Linked DNA regions of Homo sapiens: region 1 is linked to region 2. Evidence: chromatin contacts called from ENCODE Hi-C or POLR2A ChIA-PET data. All regions are on one chromosome and are shown on one strand. Each heading gives the region's core, a stretch centred on a gene start or an enhancer-like site at or near the end of the contact. The rest is flanking DNA. Distances are from core to core; before and after follow the strand shown.

Region 1 (4,924 bases), core at 1,718-4,217, 44 kb before region 2:
AGGCTTAGGGTACCAACAATTCCTATTTATAATAGGCATAAACATGTATACAATTGTGGGGAAGCTAGGGAATTAAGGGCCCAGAAGAGGGAGTCACTAATTGGACTCTCTGATGATGACCTGCACTGGTGCATGAGGCAGAACTTGCCAGAGCTTCTAGGAATCCAGGGACATCCATTCACCAAAGGGGTCAGCAAAAAACAGAGCAAGGAGGAGACCATAGGAGGCCAGCTGGGTCAGCAGCCAAGAAGATGAGCTGGGCACAGTCAGGCAGAGCAAGGACAAGGTGACCCCACGAGCAACTATATGACCATCTGTCCATGAGGAACAGAGAGAACAACCTAGCCACTACCAGTGTCTGCCTCTGTCTCTCATCACATCTCACCTCATCTTCATGGGGTGATGCCTGCTTCCCACCTTCTACCTCTCCAAGGCCATGCAACTTTCTCCTCTGGCCAACTCTAACTCAGACTTATGCAAGGATACTGGGAAACACAGTTCCAGCTTGATCAAGTGGACACAGTGCAAAACCATCCATATATACCTCTTTTGACCATTTTTCATTTCCAAATAAATACGATCATAAAATAATGTTTTTACCTAACATGGTGCAACTATCTCTCACACAACAAAAGACACACTAAGTCTCTCCCTGAAATAGGGTGCAAAGTCTCAGTGTTGCTTTATCTATCTTTGGGTGGCCATACCATGCAAAATCATGTAAACTGAGACTGAAGTTCTTCCTTCCCAGTCAACTGGCCATAGGGAATTTCTAATGAGCCATAGCGGAAGTTGAGAGAGAGAAGGCAACTGAGCGGAACTAGGGGCCGGGAGACTCTGAGCCACTTGTTTGGGTAACTTACATGTGCTTTCAGGATCTGCTCAAGGCCAACATTGAATATATTACCTCCCCCTGAGGATGCAGTGCTGCTGTGCACACCTGATTTTACAGGTTGGTTGGTCAGAAAACACCTGATTCTTGCTGGACAGTTTGGATCATGTGGTGGCCTATGGTCAAGTGTTCAGTCTTTTCTACGGCCCTGTAACAAGTCAGAAGCTATTTATCAAAAGAAAAAATAGTTATTTGCAGAGAATGGTAGAGCTATGCTTCTCCTAAAGACTTGCTGTATGCTTCATTGATAGGAGCCTGCCAATGTCACAGTATAGCAACCAGTCAGGGACGCATCAAGTGTCATCGAATCTGTTGTGTCACATGGCCAAAGTGGTGGAGCAACTTGCAGAGACGTCTCTTGCGGAGCCTTCTTTTGTTAGGAGACCCACTCAAAACTGGCAGCCTTTCTGGGTGCTTCAACAAATGGCTCAGAGTGACATGACCAAATGAGGTATATATTGTCTTTAAGATCCAAAAAAGGCCCATTAGATTTTGCATTTCTTTCTAGAGAAGATTCTAGATACAGAAACTCACCTTTCACCTTGGAAGGGATTTTTAAAATGCCTTGGAACATGAGACTCCTATACCTTTTCACTGAGATGGAAGGCCCCTGAATTTTTGTGGGACTTATTTCTACCCTCTGTTACACATATGTCTTTTCAAAGTGTCTAGGTCAGTTTCCCCTCAACTCACTTCCTGCTCACCAGGTCCAATCAGCATGATATCATCAATTATCTTCAATGGAGCGGACCAGCACGATGTCCCATGGAATGGAGAGGCAGTCAAGATCCCTGTGAATTAGATTATGACAGAGGACCAGAGAGCTGCTATAACCCTGAGTTAGTTCAGTGAAGGTGTATTGCTAGCCCTGCCAACTGAAGACAAACTGCTTCTGGTGATCTTTACCAACAGGTGAAGAGTGGGGAAAATCTGCAAGCTTGAGAGCTGCAAACCAGCTGGAGGTGATGTGCAAACAATACACATCTGCAATTGGATTCACCACCAGATTAAGTTTACAGTAATCCACGTTTGTTCCTAAAAATCCATCTACCTTCTGCACAGGCCAAATAGACAAGGTAAATGGAAATATGGTAGGATTCTCTAACGCTGACTTTCAAGTTCTTAAGAGTGGCACTAATCTCTGCAGTCCTTCCAGGAAGGGTATAATGCTTTTGGATTAATATTTGAAGAGGTAGAGGAAGCTCTAGAATCTTCCACTTGGTCCTTCCCATTATAGTAGACCTTGGGTCATTCCATGGGTCAGGGAAACAATGAGGGGAGTCTGACAGTTGTTATGTCTATTCCAGTTACATATTCCAAAACCAGGGATGTAAGCATAGGATGGGTTCAGAGACACACTCGGCACAAGATGAAATAGACCTGAGTCAAAACTCCATGACTCCAGACCCCAAAAATTTCCTACTCTGGCTAATGTATCATAGTAGCCTTTTGAGTCCAATAAACCCTCAAAGTCTCATCACTTCCCCTTTCCTCAATGCACAGTTACCTGACAAATAGCTGCCACATGCCTTTGGAGAAGGGTAAGAGGGAAATTTACAGTATATACAGTCATGCATTGCTTAACAACAGGGATACATTCTGAGAAATGCGTCTTTAGGTGATTTCATCATTGTGCAAACAGAGTGCCCTTACACAAATCTAGATGGTACAGCCTACAACACCCTAAGCTATATGGTATGGCATTGCTCCTAGGCTACAAACCTGGGCAGCATGTTACTGTCTTGAATACTATGGACACTTATAACACAATCATGAGTATTTGTGTATCTAAACAGATCTAAATATAGGAAAGATACAATAAAAATGTGGTATAAAAGACAAAATTATGATACACTTATATAGGGAACTTACAAGTCAGAACTTGCCAGAGCTTCTAGGAATCCAGGAACATCCATTCACCAAGGGGGTCAGCAAAAAACAGAGCAAGGAGGAGACCATGGGAGGCCAGCTGAGCCAGCAGCCAGGAAGATGAGCTGGGCACAGAGTCAGGCAGAGCAAGGACAAGGTGACCCCACGAGCAACTATATGACCATCTGTTTACAGGAGTTTACAGGGCTGGCAGTCCTGGGTGAGTCAGTGAGTGAGTGGTGAGTGAATGGGAAAGCTAGGACATTACTGTACACTACTATAGACTTTAGAAACACTGGAGACTTAGGCTACACTGCATTTATTTTTTAAATTTTTTTCTTCAAAAATAAATGAAACAGCTTACTGTAACTTTTTACTTTATCAACTTTTAAATATTTTTAACTGTTTGACTCATTACATTTAGCTTAAAACACACATTTTATAGCTATACAAAAAATATTTTCTTTCTGTACATTGTTATTCTATAAGCTTTTTTCTATTTTTAGAAGTATTATCAGTATCACTGTCTTCCTCTTCCACATCTTGTCCCACTGGAAGGTCTTCAGGGCAGTGACATGCATGGAGCTGTCATCTCCTGGGATCACAATGCCTTCTTCTGGATACCTCCTGAAGGACCCGCCTGAGGCTGCTTTACAGTTCCTTTTTTTTTTTTTTTTTTTTGGTAAGTAGAAGGAGTACACTCTAAAATAATGATTAAAAGTGTCATATAATAAATACACAAGCCTGTAACATAGCCGCTTATGATTATTACCAAACATTATGTGCTGTACATAATTGCATGTGCTCGACTTTTGAATGACTGGCAGTGCATCACCAGAAACATGTGAGCAATGCATTGTGCTATGATGTCATGACGGCTACATCACCAGGTGATAGAAGGTTTTCAGCTCCATTATAATCTTATGGGACCACTGTCGTATACTTAGTCCATCACTGACTGAAATGTTGTTACGCAGTGCAGAGCCGTACTCTGCGGGGTCAGCCTCACTGCACGTGAGCAGTTATGCCTGTGCCTGTGTCTGCTCTGAGAGGCCAACGGTAGTCACACTCCTCACACCACTAGACCCTAAGTCTCCGCTTTCCACTAGGACATCTTTCATTAGACATCCATGCAGCCTTACCACCCCTGGAGTGCCCCTCACTGTGGGAATCTCAGTCTCTGTTGCCTGAACTCTGCTCCCCTCCTGTGAGAATGGGAGCCCTTGATGAGGGTCTTTGGATACAAATCTGTTTGCCCCTTCGGGAAAGGCCATAGTCAGGGATTGGAAACTGCTCATTTCAGTTTCCCAGGGCTGCTGTAATAAATGCCACAACAGGCTGGCTTGAAACCACAGAAATGACATCTCTCACCTTTCTGGAGGCTGGAAGTTGAAATCAAGGTGTCTGCAGGGCCCTGCTCCTGTTGAAGGCTTGGGAGAGATCCTTCCTCACCTCTTCAGCCTGCAGTGGCCTCAGCTGTCCTGTGGCTTGTGGCCCCGTAGCTCCCACCCTTCGCCCTCCATCCTCACTCGGCCTTCTTCTCCGTGCACATCTGTGTCCTCTGCTCTTCTTAGAAGGACAGCAGTCCCTGGACTTGGGGCCCACTCTGCTCCAGTATGAACTTGTCTTTCATCACATCTTCACGGACCCTATTCCAAATAGGGCCACGTCCTCAGGTTCTGGGTGAACATGAATTTGGGGCGGGGGAGACACTGTCCATCCCCCTGAGCCCTCTAAGGGTATTTCTCAAGCCTTACTGGGCAGCTCTCTTAAGACCCATGATGCTTGGGCCCCCCTCCCACCTGCTGGGATGCTGATTTAGTTTTGCTGGAATGGAATCCAAGCATCAGTACTTTCTAAAGCTCCCCAGGTAATTTTGCTGGCTGTAAACCAGTGATCTGCCTGACATCTGATACTTTCCATCCAACCTGGATCCAAGGGGAACGGAGGTCTCTGCCCTCCTAATCTCAGGCTCCCAATCAACACTGGCCTTCACCTGTCTAGTCCACAGGGATTTTGCAGAATATACAGTCACTACCCAAACTTCTTGCCTTAAAAAAACACAGGGCATTGAGTAGGAAGTAAGAGAGGGAGATGTTGGCGAAATGAAACAAAGTTTCAGTTAGACAGGAGGAATGAGTTCAAGCAATCTGTTGTATAACA
Region 2 (5,318 bases), core at 1,945-4,444:
CACTGCTATCATGGTCATTCTTGCATGCCATTCTTTTTTGTTATTTAGAGACAGGATCTAGCCCTGTCACCCAGGCTGGAGTGTAGAAGTGCACTCATAGCTCACTGAAGCCTCAAGCTCCTGGACTTATGTGCTCCCACCTCAGCCTCCTGAGTAGCTGGGACTACAGGGGCACACCACTATGCCTGGTTAATTTTTTTATTTTTATTTTTTGTAGAAATGGGGTCTTGCTATTACCCAGGTTGGTCTCGAACTCCTGGCTTCAAGCAATCCTCCCACCTCAGCATCCCAAAGCGCTGGGATTACAGGCATGAGCCACTGTGCCTGGCCCCTTGCACGTTATTCTAATATCCATATGTCTGTTTCTATTTCCACATTTAAAATTTGGAGACAAAACCTCTCTTCTCTGTCAAGCTCCTTTCCAAAGGATGGTTAATTTATAAAGGGATAACACCTGCTTGCTGCTTGGCCACCTAAGACACCAGGTGCTACATCTCCAGTCCCTTCTGCTGTTCTGACTCAGGAAACCAAGCCAACGAGTGAGGCCACATGTTGGACTTGAGCTTGCTGGAGGCTTTTAAACTCCAGTTGCAGGTGCCAAAGCATATCTGCGCAGAAAGGCTCTCTTAGCCATGGTTTGGACAAAGAACCGTTCTCGTCATTGTTTATTATGAAAAGCTTGCAGAGATTCTTGTGGATTACTCAACAGTGCCTATGAAGCTGACCTCTGTTGATGGCTGGGTGATACTAGTGTCATTGTTTTTAGAGCACAGCTAATAACACTGGCTAGAATCACTCAGGGCCAGTTAATCAGAAGGAAGAGGCGATAACGGCATCTTTATGATATACAGTGATGTGATAAGATGCAGACGTAATGAGAACTCTTTTCTTCTGGAAAAGATTAAAGACATAAAATCCTGGCTTGGGAAAAAAAAGAGTCTTTGTCCTGCCGAAAAAAAGTGACCAGATGTCTTGATTTAGACAGAACAGGGCCTGATGTTTTAGGACCAATCCCCCATCTGTGCAGGGGGATTTTTTTTCTTTTGGTTATTTTCCTGTTTCCTGGGTTTATGAGGCCCCACCTAAAATAATCTGAACTTTCCTTGGAGCTGGCCTTCCTCCCCTGGAAAGCAGTGGTCCCAAGCAGAGACAGGAGCAATGGGGCTCAGGGCACACTGGACCTTCCCAAGTATGAAGAGGTGGCCGGGGAGTGCGCACTGAGAGGCTTCCCCAGCCCCCATAGGACCATAGGGGTGGCATTGGCCACTTGCTGAGAGCAAGTGGGACCCAGACCTAGCCACCAGGTGAGGACCATGGAAACACGTCTGATTTTCCTTCCACGAGTACCCATCAAGTGGACACTATGAACCATGTCATAGCGATCAGAGGAAAAATCCAAAGCTTTGGGACAGCTCTCCAGGAAGATGGGCGTTTGTACTTTTCCCACTGCTACATAGAGGAAAGAGTTGCGTTGGGTGTCTTTTCTCTTCTAAATTCAGTGGCCTTGGTGGGAGTGGGGTGAAGCTTAGCCGGAGTTGGACGAGTGTGAATCTGCCTCTAACCAGCCACGTGGCCTGGAGCAAGGTAATTTCCCTTCTTCAGGTCTCTTCCTTCACCTGTGAACTTAGAGGGCTGGCTGAAGACTGGCCCTAAAGTCCTGACAACTAGGACTACATCCACCATGGTTGACACTGGCTGTCATGATTCTGCACAGAGCCCGGCACACAGCAGGACTGCAATCAAAATTGTGGAATGAAATCCTGAATGCCTCCAGGAATGAGAGCACCTCTGAAGGTCCCATTTGGCCCTCAATTTTGTGATCCTTCCCAGATTTTTTTTTAATTATTCAGCCTGCAAAATTTTCACTGAGCCCGGCCCTCAGTGACTTTGCTCATTGAGCAATGAATCCACGAGATCTTTCTAAATGCTAAAACCCCTGTGGAAATTCCCATAGGAAACCAAGAAAAAGTAAGGCAAAGGGAGAGATGAATCATGTTGAACAGCCTCTAATTTCTAGGCTCCAGGTGGCTGTGGGATGCTCTACCTTTGAAAATATGATCTGAAACCTACTATTGCCAATTATCAGCTTTTTGCCTTTAGACAAGTGGCGTGAAACCTCTGAGATTCTACTTAAACCCATCTGTAAGGCTGGACAACAATTGCATTGATCACACACACACACAGAGCTGTTTTGTGATTAAATGGGAAAATATTTGTGAAAGCATTTTACAGCAAAAAGTGCAATCATGTGCCAGGCTTTGCTATTTTATAAGCCCATGTTATCTCTAGGACCACTGTAAGTGGAGGGATGCTAAAGGCATTGACTGGTGCCACTTTAAAATCCAGCGAGACAGGCATCTTCAGAGCATGCCACTCAGTGCTGCCGCTTTAGTATTTTGAACATCAAACAAATCTTCTGGAATAACATTTTGATGTTTTTAGTAGACACAAGTGAAGACCATGTGGATTCACTTTCACTGCATATACACACCAGGACTGAGAGGAACGTCCTGGGGAAGGAATGTGAGATTTGGTAGAACCCAAGGTTTTCAAAACAAATACAATAATTCAAGGAAAAGGAAAACTAATATTTAAGGAGTGCATGATATTGGCCAGACACTTTATACATATTATCTCATCTAATCGTCACAATAACCCCATGAGACATGGACAGCGTTTATAGACAAAGCAACTGAAGTTCAGAGAGGTGGAGTTTTTGCACATAGTCACAGAGAGGACCAAAGCTAGGACTCGAACCCAAGTCTCACAGAAGCTAATGCCTCTGAATTCTCCTGTGCTCAGCACTGAATGGGGTTCCTGACTCTCTGGGTGTAAAAATGTTACCTTCCCTTGGAAAATATTACTCTCCCCCTGTGCTTCCTGGATCTTAAAAGTTCTGGACATTGATATGTTTTCTTAGTCCCTGCTGGGAATGATCCATAAAATGGCCTCACTTTGAGAATCAATGCCAATGACCACCGCATTAATACTGAGGCAGAAATGCATTTCCAAGTGCATTTGCTTGCTTATTTCATAAATATTTATGTGTCTTGGACACTTGGCCACATCTCAGCCACATCATGAAATACCATATTTGGGAGCTTTATATTGGAGCAGAAGATCTTTGATAAACAGTGTGGAAATCATCGTGTAATTCACTAGCACTTCCCGGCTTTGCTGGAAGCATCTGGTGAGTTCTCCCACTGCATTCCCAAGAGGGCACTAGCTCACTGCCTTCCCATAGGAGAGAGAGAGAGCACTCAGTCTCTTCTCCAGCCTTCCAGAGTCTTTCCAGCAAAATGGACCCCACTCACCTGTTGATGGGGCCCTCGGTGGGGGAGGGCCTGGCAGAGCCTTCCATCAGGCCTAATGATGTGCTAACCAGCACATAGGGAATGAGAGGCACCAAAGGGAACGTCCTCCTGCTCTCTGTCCCAGGTCATCACGACACCACAGGTCCACAGCCAGAGCTGGATGCACAATCTGTGTGCAGGGCATTGGGGAGGAGGAAAGTGAATGGACACTCCAGGTGACTGTGTCCATCCCTCCCCAATGGGCTTTTCCATCACCCTCTACAGACAAAGACAAGCATGGGCTTGTTGGTGGACACAGCTTCAGTTGATAGTGCATGCCAGGACCACAGTGCACGTTGTGCTTGATTGACCCTGGGATGCCATCGTATCCTCTCTGCTGTCTGACACACACAAGTCTCAGAGATGCTTGATTGCAAGAACTCACTATTAATCAAGCCAAAGATGGGTTTCTAATCTCATAAGTGAAAAAACCTTAAAGGGGAAAGTTTTCTTAAGTTGACATTTCACTGTTTTGCTTTGCGGAAAACACATTTATATTTAATAGCATTTTATAGCTTATAAGGTATGTTTATTTTTATTAGCCTCATGTACCATTATCACAACTCCTAAGGTAGTAGTTATTGTTATTCTCACTTGAAAGGTGTGAAAACTGGCTCTAAGAGAGGTTAAAATATTTGCCAGTGGTTGTCCACTTTGGTACTAAGGTTGAAACTTAAACACAAATCTTCTGGCCAAAAAGTCTGCAATTTTTCTACACCACCTCTAGATTTCTTGACATTTTGCTCATCTTATAGCCATTGGCTTCTTGTAGATAGGAATTACATCTTCTTTCTACTTGTTACAGAGCCCAGTATTAATGCAAAATGCAAAACACACAATATTTTCATACTGAGCTTGTACTGAAGACTTTTACAAAATAATTGAGTAGAGGAAATTAAATACTATTGAGAACAATCAGGTTATTTCTGTTATTACCTCCCCATAATCTGCCCACATCACTGTAATCACCATGAGAGCATGTTTTTTCTTGTTTCCATATTATGAGTGTACCTGTGTTATTTTTATTGGCCACACAATACTTTATTATGTTCATGAACCACAATTTCAACCCATTTCTCCATTTGGTCCTTTCAAGTTATTTTTCCATTTTTTCCTTAAAATAAAGTTGTAATGTGTCTGATTTAGGAAGCCCAAAGCTCAGGAAGTTCACCCCTGTGTATACCTGTTGTGCCTCTTCTGACATGCCCAGTTGGCCAGACAGGTGGAATTCTGGTGTGAACCTGAGCTACTTATTAAAAATTAAAACTTCTGAAGCTCGGGTCAACTGAATCAGAACCCCTCTGGGAGTAGGAGTCAGGAATCTCCATTTTAACAAGCTTCACAGTGACTTCACACACCCTAAGGTTTGAAAACCCCTAGTTAGTTATGTGAACTTAAATAGAGCTGGCTTCTGTAGTCAATTTCATGCCTTTAATTTGAATACCTGCATCTAGTTTGTGTCTCTAAAGTCTCCACACCATTACATAGCATCTCGCATATTCTTGTCCTGAGAACACAAGGACAGGGCTGGGGGACTCTGAGTCCTCAAGGAGTCGAGGGTCAGGCTTCATCTCAGCCAGAGGAGGAGGCTGTCTTTCAGTCCTTCACACCCGATTCAGTAACTGGCCGGTGGGGGAAGGCTTCTGTTTGAAAATATCCTTGGCAATTTCTCCAACAATTAATTACCCAGCTGCTGCATAAACTCTAGTATCAACACTCAAGACCACCCAACAGAAAGCGTCAGGCACACTTGCCACATCAGCCCGCCATCATTGTGCACATGCGTGTGTCTGTGCGTGCATGTGTTACTAAATAAAAGGGACCACAGAAAAGGGTATGTGAGATTTTCTCAAAATGACCCCCAGAAGAACCCTACAGAATGTATTTTCCAAAATATCTATTCAACTTGAACTTGGAAAATACTCCTTTTTACAAAAGTCGTGCCCGAAGTGCCTTTTGGCATTC

Evidence for each region. A loop is a pair of places that touch in the nucleus more often than their neighbours do. ChIA-PET counts read pairs that join two places held with the same protein, here RNA polymerase II (POLR2A).
Region 1: a loop to region 2 is called in a map of tibial artery, with 19 times the contacts of the local background. The contact joins two enhancer-like sites. A Hi-C loop is called at or near these places in 4 of 168 maps with a recorded cell type or tissue (aorta, chondrocyte, endothelial cell of hepatic sinusoid and 1 more). POLR2A ChIA-PET finds 5 or more read pairs at or near these places in 2 of 52 experiments (A549 and Panc1).

The regions. Positions count from the first base shown.
Region 1 is chr18:10,092,399-10,097,322 of GRCh38, reverse strand. It overlaps LOC105371984 (a long non-coding RNA gene), which reads right to left. Exons shown (of 3, transcript XR_935137.3): 2 at 4,133-4,410; 3 at 3,429-3,463. Among named protein-coding and RNA genes, the nearest start is that of VAPA, 180 kb to the right of the region's middle. Within about 2 kb of position 2,967, at least 2 of the 41 ENCODE cell types and tissues checked have a DNase peak (open chromatin) inside an H3K27ac peak, as active enhancers do.
Region 2 is chr18:10,047,757-10,053,074 of GRCh38, reverse strand. No RefSeq gene overlaps it. Among named protein-coding and RNA genes, the nearest start is that of VAPA, 140 kb to the right of the region's middle. RefSeq lists a silencer at 529-823. Within about 2 kb of position 3,194, at least 3 of the 41 ENCODE cell types and tissues checked have a DNase peak (open chromatin) inside an H3K27ac peak, as active enhancers do.